Regions from separate parts of the Mus musculus genome. Here regions 2 and 3 are each linked to region 1. Evidence: chromatin loops called from intact Hi-C (ENCODE). Cell type or tissue: left cerebral cortex. All regions are shown on one strand.

Region 1 (2,500 bases):
GCAGGGAATAAAATCGTGAGCCACACCCCATCTGACCTAAGATGGATCTTCTGAGTTTCAGACTACCCCTTCCCTGTGGAATAAGGAAAGGGGTAGCCTGAAACTTTGTGTTGCCCGAGCCTGCCATAGCAGAGAGAAGACTAAGAACGAGAGGGCGCAGGCTTCCTGTGCTCGGCTTACATTATTTTATGTCCCCAGAACCTGCTTCCCAAATGATTACTGGAGTCGTGGAAATTAAGACTGTGTTAAGTGGACTACAAAACCCTGCCTTTGTTTGCCAAAGCCCACTGAAGCACCCATTGACCAATAATACAAATGACAGTAACCTCTAGAAAAGAAAGCTAATTATTCACAAGTGATGTGTCCTGCCAACCAACCAACCAACTAACAAACACCCCACCCAATCCAACTTCTGAGTATCTGCTTCAAAGAACTAGGCACAATGTCAAGATGGCTCTTCTCACTGCAGGAGGATATATAATTCACCAAAACGAGAGGCACTAATGGTTGAAGAACTCCTGTCTAGATAATATTTGCACCGAATGCACTACTACCCAAACCACATTATGTGTGAATCTTTAACAAACCCCTGTGTGTGCACATATGGACAGGATTTTACTCTGTAGCCCTGGCTGGCCAGGAACTCTCTTATGAAACCAGCTAGCTTCAAACTCAGACATTTACCTGCCTCTGCTTTCAGAGTACTGGGATTAAAGGCATTTGCCACTATGACCCCTCCCTTTATAAATAGGGTCTGACAATACAGCCTAGGCTAGCCTGCAACATTCTATGTAGACCAGGCTTGCCCTAAACTAGGGGAGATCTCCCTGGCTCTGCCTCCAAGTGCCACCAGACCCAAACTGTCCTTGTTTTTTTGAGACATGGTGTCATTAGGCGGTCCAGACTGAGCTCAAATTTGTGTTCTTCCTTTCTCTGTCCAAGTCCCTAGCCAAGATTCTGAAGATCACGCTATCTGCTCCGAGGCTGTTACAGCTCCCACACTCCAGGGATTTTGAGCTCTTGATATCCTTTGTTCTCAGAACCTCAAGGGGCCATGTTACCAAATAGTCAAATCCCTACCTGCTGATCTGAAACAATGGAGCACAATCCATTAACCCACAGATAGGCTGCCATCTAGAAGTTTGTTTCTTTTTGAGACAAGGTCTCACTATGTAACTCTGGCTGTTCTGAAACTCTCTCTGTAGACCAGGCTGGCCTGGAACTGAGAGATCAGCCTGCCTCTGCCTCCACCTCCTGAGTACTGGAATTAAAGGCATGCACCACTACTACCAGGCTTGTCTTTTAGAAATGTAACAGCAGAGACTAGAGCTCGGTGAGGTCACTGGAAAGCTTAGCATCTGTCTATTGGACAGCCTTCCACAAACAGGCCCCAGCAGGTGGCAGCAACGAGCTCAATGAGGCCTGGGTTCCCCAGGCGGTTTGCCTGCCTCCCACACCTTCTATAGTTGGCTTTGCTAAAGGCATGAGTGTGAATGAGTAAGCATTTAGGCTTGGGCAAGCAGGTAATGTGCACGTCTGCCATCTGCTATTTCAAATTACACTTGAAAAATGGGGCACTGTTCATAAACTACTTTCTAATTAAACTGGATTCATAAATGGAAAATGATGGGTTAGGCACAAATGATTTTCAGTTTAGGTGCCAAGAATGACATCTTTGTAAAATTCCAAAGAATGGTTCATTGTGAGGCTGCTAAGATCCTGTTGCACAAACAATCACACAGTTGTGGATGGATAGCAGTGGCCCAAACACAAACAGCAATCACCAGGAGCATTTCAGCAACCCAGAAAAAAGCAGCTCTTCTAACTCCGAGTTCTGTGCTTATCTGTAATCTTAGCCAAGAAAACAGAAAAGCCAGAAGAGGGGTCAACATGACATGGTAAGAAAGTCTTCACTGGGGTGGAGAGAGGGTTCAGTGATGAGAGGCTAAGCTCACAACCAAAAAAGTTTTCATTCTACAAACCAGCCGTTCCCATGCACTCCTCTTTCTCTTGGTAATGTAGCCCACGGACTCACTACAAGGAGGGAATGAGATGACCACATTCTACTCACCTGGTCAAGTAACAAAACAGAATCAGAACCATAGCACCTGACTAGGCCACAACTCTGCAGGGTTGTTTTCAAATTTCCTTAAATTTTAGGAAGTTTTAGGACTAGGTGCAAGCAGCCTGTGATTTAGTTTCTCTGCTGCCAGCCAGCCAGCCAATGCAGTTCTTTTCTTCTCCAGCTCTACCAAACCTAAGAAGCCTGATCTGCATTTTGTCAGATATTTCAGTGATAAGCATTATTTACATAATAATAACTCAACTGAACTTGATTAAGAACAGCTCAGACAGGGAGATTACCACTCCTAAGGCTTTCAGTAAGTTAATCACAAACCCTGCTTGGCATCTAGTTACAAAAACTGGCCCTAAAAGCTTAAAGCAAGTGCCCACTGTGTGCCCAGGTGGTGCAGGGGAATGTGTGTCTTCTGGGGTACCA
Region 2 (2,500 bases), 63 kb after region 1:
GTTCCTCAGGGTAATTTAGTAGACAGGTTGCTCAAGTAATGCATACTGGAAACACACCCAGATTTCTATATCTGGGGCTCTGATTCTAAAAGTATAAGCTCAGAATCCTAAAATGCTCTGGAAGGCATTTTTAAAGACGAAGGGACAGGAATGCATTCAACTCACACTATTCTGTCACTCTCTGTGAGACAACAAGTAAACCCGAACTTGCCCACGACACTATAACAGAGTAGGCATGTAGAATCAGCTTTCTCTCTGAATGTACATGGCTACATGGCTATAGCCTTCTCTGCAGCACTGAAGCAGGGTAAAATGAGCTCATGGATTTCTTACAGGAAATTGTAACTAACAAAATGTGAATGAATACTACAAAACCAGTCTACATGACTTTTTTCAACTTTTTAGTAAAAAAAATAAGTAAATAAACAACCTTGTATGAAAAGAAGTTATGCAAACTTCTTCTCATTTAACAAAGAGACCCAAATCCAAAACACATACAAATTCAACTAAATTCAAATTCAGTGTCACAACAGCAAGCCTAAATACTTTTGTCTGGGTCTACAACACTGCAAACACTATACTTTTATAGGAAAAAAATCTATATGCTAGTTTCTTTCACCTTAGGACTCCTATTATGATTTATTTGAAATAATACCAGTGCAACACATTCTATTTCCAAAAGGTGACAGTGTAACTCAGTATTAGTCTAATGACTTACACTAAGCAATGCCTTAGACCTTTAGAAATGGACAGAAATTCTTATTTACCTGGGAATTAAAGTGGAGTGGCAGTTTGTTAGAGGAAAGTCAATTTGCCCTGAATACGTCTCCTTTACTCATAAAATAGACATAGAAATCCTTTTGCAACAAATCCCTTCCCTGATACAGTTAAATGCAAATTCTCTTTTCCGTCTTACTCCAGAAAGCTCCTGCATGCATAGCTGACACGCCACCTACTGCAAAACCCAGCTGCCAGCGCAGGCGGTGCTACCAGCATTTCATTGCATCGCCAGGCTGGGAAGGAATAAAGGCGTGCTTGTGTGGTAGTGTTTCTTTTTTAAAAGGAAAAAAAAATCTCCAAGCCAAGAAGAACAAGCTGAAATAGCATCTTGAAAATGGAGCGTAAAATAATCAGAAGAGAAAAGGAAAGGGAGTACGAAGGGAGGCACAACAGCGTGGAAGATGCCGAGCAAGGCAAGAACTGCAAATCCACGCTGATGACCCTCAACGTTGGTGGATATTTATATATTACTCAAAAGCAGACACTGACCAAGTACCCAGACACTTTCCTTGAAGGTATCGTAAATGGGAAAATCCTCTGTCCATTCGATGCTGATGGCCATTACTTCATAGACAGGGACGGGCTTCTCTTCAGGCATGTCCTAAACTTCCTACGAAATGGAGAACTTCTACTACCCGAAGGATTTCGAGAAAATCAACTTCTTGCTCAAGAAGCAGAATTCTTCCAGCTCAAGGGGCTGGCAGAGGAGGTGAAATCCAGGTGGGAAAAAGAACAGCTGACCCCCCGAGAGACTACTTTCTTGGAAATAACAGATAATCACGATCGCTCACAAGGACTGAGAATCTTCTGTAATGCTCCTGATTTCATATCAAAAATAAAATCTCGCATTGTTCTGGTATCCAAAAGCAGGCTGGATGGGTTTCCAGAGGAGTTCTCTGTGTCGTCAAATATCATTCAATTTAAATACTTCATCAAGTCTGAGAACGGCACTCGACTTGTACTAAAGGAAGACAACACCTTTGTCTGCACCTTGGAAACTCTTAAGTTTGAGGCCATAATGATGGCTTTAAAATGTGGGTTTAGACTGCTGACTAGCCTGGACTGCTCCAAAGGGTCAATTGTTCACAGCGATGCACTTCATTTTATCAAGTAATTACCTGTCTCATGAACAAAGGCAACAAGCATGCAGCCAGCAAGCTTCAGAAGCCACAGAATCAAAGGCATCCCAAACAACGTGCCCAGCCAGCTAGTCCAGAGCCCGGCTGCTAAGCAAGTACTGTGAGCTAACGGTATGTAAATCTATCACTAAAGATGTCCTTCTCTGGGGTGTTCTGCCATCACATTTCCACCGACAGTGAAGCTGTGGTCTTCTAAACTGTAAATAAAGACAATGCTTTTGCTATTTATTTTTTTTTTTTTTTCCCTTAAGCTGTCTTTCAATGAGAATGTCTTGGGTACTTCATCTATCATTCACTACTGCAAATGCTAACAACATACGATTCAAAATCTTTTCTACTTAAGAGCAAAAATCCATGAAGAAGATGAACTGGTTTATAAAATAAACATGGAGAGCAAAATAAATGTACAGAGCTACCTAAAGCAGGGGTAACAGTGAATCAAAATGTGACTGTAAAACACATTCGAGCTACTGATTTGACTTTTAAAATAGCAGGCACCAAAAGCTTTATTATAGCTCCTGTATTTCATACTAGAATTATGGCTAAATTGATATTTTGCTGAAAATTTCTAGGAAACTGCT
Region 3 (2,500 bases), 580 kb after region 1:
AGATAGTCAGTTTTCCAGTTTCCTTCAGATGGAATTGTAGAGCAGAAAAAAAAAGTAATGATCTCCCTGCTTCTCGCCTACAAGTTTTGTTTTGTTGTTTGTGAAGAACAAAACAGAACAAAGGAAAACACTTCGCCAAAAGATGGAATCCTTATCTGAAAAAAAAGACGTTTGGAACAGATTCTCCATTTTTGTCTCTGTAGCTTTTGTCCATCCTGTCCAGGTTTAATAACTAAATCCTTGGAAGCAGGAAGTACATTAGCACTGTTCTAAGAGTTTGTCAGTCCCTTAGGCCGTAGGATTATTTCCTCCCCAAGGTGGACACGCAGACTGTTATAGGAACCCGGAAAGGACCAGACCCAGGGCCATCGGAAGCTCTGTGGATCGCACTGAGCCACATTCACAAGGAGTTTCTGTAACCTGGCAGCCCATGTTCTCACAAGAGCCACGGCTAACCCTCAGCGTCAAAGGAGGCTGTGTTTCCCCAAAGGCTACTGCTTTCTGAAAAATCCATGACTGCAGCAGGTACTCGGAAAAAGTCAATGGTTTTTTCTGTCTTTTATTCGCTATTTTAGACCAGGCTCTTTTGTGGCAGTTTGTTATCAAGAAGTAATGAGTAGATTCTTCTGAGAGTTTGGACTCATTGCAGTCTAATTATGAAATAGTAAAGATTGTATAGGAATTCTCCTTCATAGGGTAAAATTGGTCCAGTGGTGCTGTTGGTGGGCAGTGGAGTTGCCGTGTTGTGTTCATTAAGCATAGGTGGTGGCTATTGTAACTAAGAGGGGATGAGACCCCAAGTTTATTCCACTATCTACGGGAGCAATTCTGCTCATGTCTAAAGAGAAACTTTAGTTTTGATTCCAAATGATTTCACTAAATAAAACATTAATAACAACCAGTTGAATGAATGCTAGTGGACCTCTCCACTAATATTTAATGTTTTAGAATGGATATGTTATCTTGATTACTGTTTTTTAATATCTAGTATATTTTAGTACATTTAGCTCGGAGGTTGTAATTCTGCATGTGTTCCACAAGGTGGCAGGCTTGTATGTTTGTAGGTTCCCTTTGGTTCCGTGCAGAGCAAGCTCGTGGTTATGCAGAAATCAAAGTTTTTCTGTTAAATGTTAACTGTTTTATATAGCAGAGCTTTACAGTTTAACTTTTATGATGGAATGCTCTCTGAGCCTCATCCCAGGCTTTCCTGGTGTCTTAAACGGTACAATGTAGTGTGGTTGTTATCAGGAAACCCTCTAGATAGCAGTGACTGCGTAGACTAAGGACTAAGATGGAGCAGTGAGGGGTGGAAGGGAAGGGATAGAGGCCCTGGCAAGGGCATGCACCTGGGCAGTTAAACGCTGCCTGATTCCATCTTGCTTTTTTTTTTTTTTTCCTTTATTTGCGTTAGTTTTCCTATTAATAATGCCAAGTGCTGGTCTCTAGTCTAGTGTGATAGAACATGGCTGCTTTCTGCAAAATTAAATAGCACACAGTGGCAGGCCAGCCCTGCCTTCTCTCAGGGGTTTTGTCATATCGGTTGAGGGGAGGAAGGCACTGTGACGTCTTGAGTTTTATTTATCACAGGCCACTGTGGCAAGGTGACACACCGTGGTGCTGGGAGAGGCGTCCTGTAGATGTAAGGTCTCATCTAAAGTATGCTAAGGGGTCTTTCCTGCAGTCCTTGAGCCTCTCGTGTGTAGACAGTTTGTTTGGAGGAGATGACACGGAGTACGGGGGTGGCTCACACTGAGTTTGGCTGTTCAAAGCAGTTTGTGGTTCTGGTGACACAGCATTGGGTAAGTCGTCTGTCTCCTGGACCAGAACATTAGTGTTCATCAAAGCTTCGCTCTTCCCTGCTTCCGGGTCTGTGGTGGTTTTGTGAGTCTGTACGGTAGCCAAGTTGTCTACTGACGTTGTTCCTGCCATTAGTTATTTGCATGTTTTTCCAGTCTTAATGTAATTTATAGGTGCTGGAGAGATGGCTCAGCGGTTAAGAGCCCTGACTGCTCTTCCAGAGGTCCTGAGTTCAATTCCCAGCAACCACATTGTGGCTCACAACCATCTGTAATGGGATCTGATGCCCTCTTCTGCTGTGTCTGAAGACAGTGACAGTGTACTCATACATAAAATAAGTAATTCTTTAAAAAAATAAAGGTAATACATAGAATTCACTGGCCCAAGATTAAGATCCTATCTGTGGTTTCATGAGCGCTGAGAGAGCAGTGGCTAAGGTACTGATGATTCAAGGCAGCCCTCTGCTTTTCTGGGTCTCTGTAATGTCCCAACACTGGCTCTGCTGTGGATTTTACACATGGCTGCAGTAGTTATCAAGTCATGGGAGTGTTTCCCCCAGTGTTGCACTGGCTGCACTGTCTCTTACACGCACACTATAGAGAAGCCACCAGCCGTTATGCAGGAGCTACGTTTTGCCTGACCATGGACCATGGACACTTGAGCCTCTCTTCCCAGCTTTCCCTAGTAGCAGGACTCTTAACCT

Evidence for each region. A loop is a pair of places that touch in the nucleus more often than their neighbours do. Peaks named below come from ENCODE experiments on the same cell type or tissue, not always from the same donor. Only the 100,000 strongest peaks of a DNase experiment are listed, where the experiment ranks them.
Region 2: a loop joins it to region 1, with 4 times the contacts of the local background. A loop is called at or near these places in 6 of 42 quality-filtered maps.
Region 3: a loop joins it to region 1, with 2.2 times the contacts of the local background. A loop is called at or near these places in 7 of 42 quality-filtered maps.

Annotation. Positions count from the first base shown.
Region 1 is chr14:75,898,324-75,900,823 of GRCm38, forward strand. All of the region lies in intron 7 of Gtf2f2 (general transcription factor IIF, polypeptide 2), which reads right to left. Among named protein-coding and RNA genes, the nearest start is that of Gm52138, 8.9 kb to the left of the region's middle. In left cerebral cortex, a CTCF peak has its summit at 1,396 (motif pointing right); DNase peaks (open chromatin) are centred at 1,431 and 2,201; H3K27ac peaks cover 1,862 bases.
Region 2 is chr14:75,961,477-75,963,976 of GRCm38, forward strand. The region is part of intron 4 of Gtf2f2 (general transcription factor IIF, polypeptide 2); the gene reads right to left. Kctd4 (potassium channel tetramerisation domain containing 4) reads left to right here. Exons shown (of 2, transcript NM_026214.3): 2 at 922-2,500. The coding sequence starts at 1,115. The coding sequence ends at 1,894. Among named protein-coding and RNA genes, the nearest start is that of Kctd4, 7.7 kb to the left of the region's middle. In left cerebral cortex, a CTCF peak has its summit at 955; DNase peaks (open chromatin) are centred at 991 and 1,857; H3K4me3 peaks cover 1,850 bases; H3K27ac peaks cover 2,171 bases.
Region 3 is chr14:76,478,904-76,481,403 of GRCm38, forward strand. The region is part of intron 1 of Tsc22d1 (TSC22 domain family, member 1); the gene reads left to right. Among named protein-coding and RNA genes, the nearest start is that of 4930444M15Rik, 41 kb to the right of the region's middle. In left cerebral cortex, a CTCF peak has its summit at 1,029 (motif pointing right); a DNase peak (open chromatin) is centred at 1,070.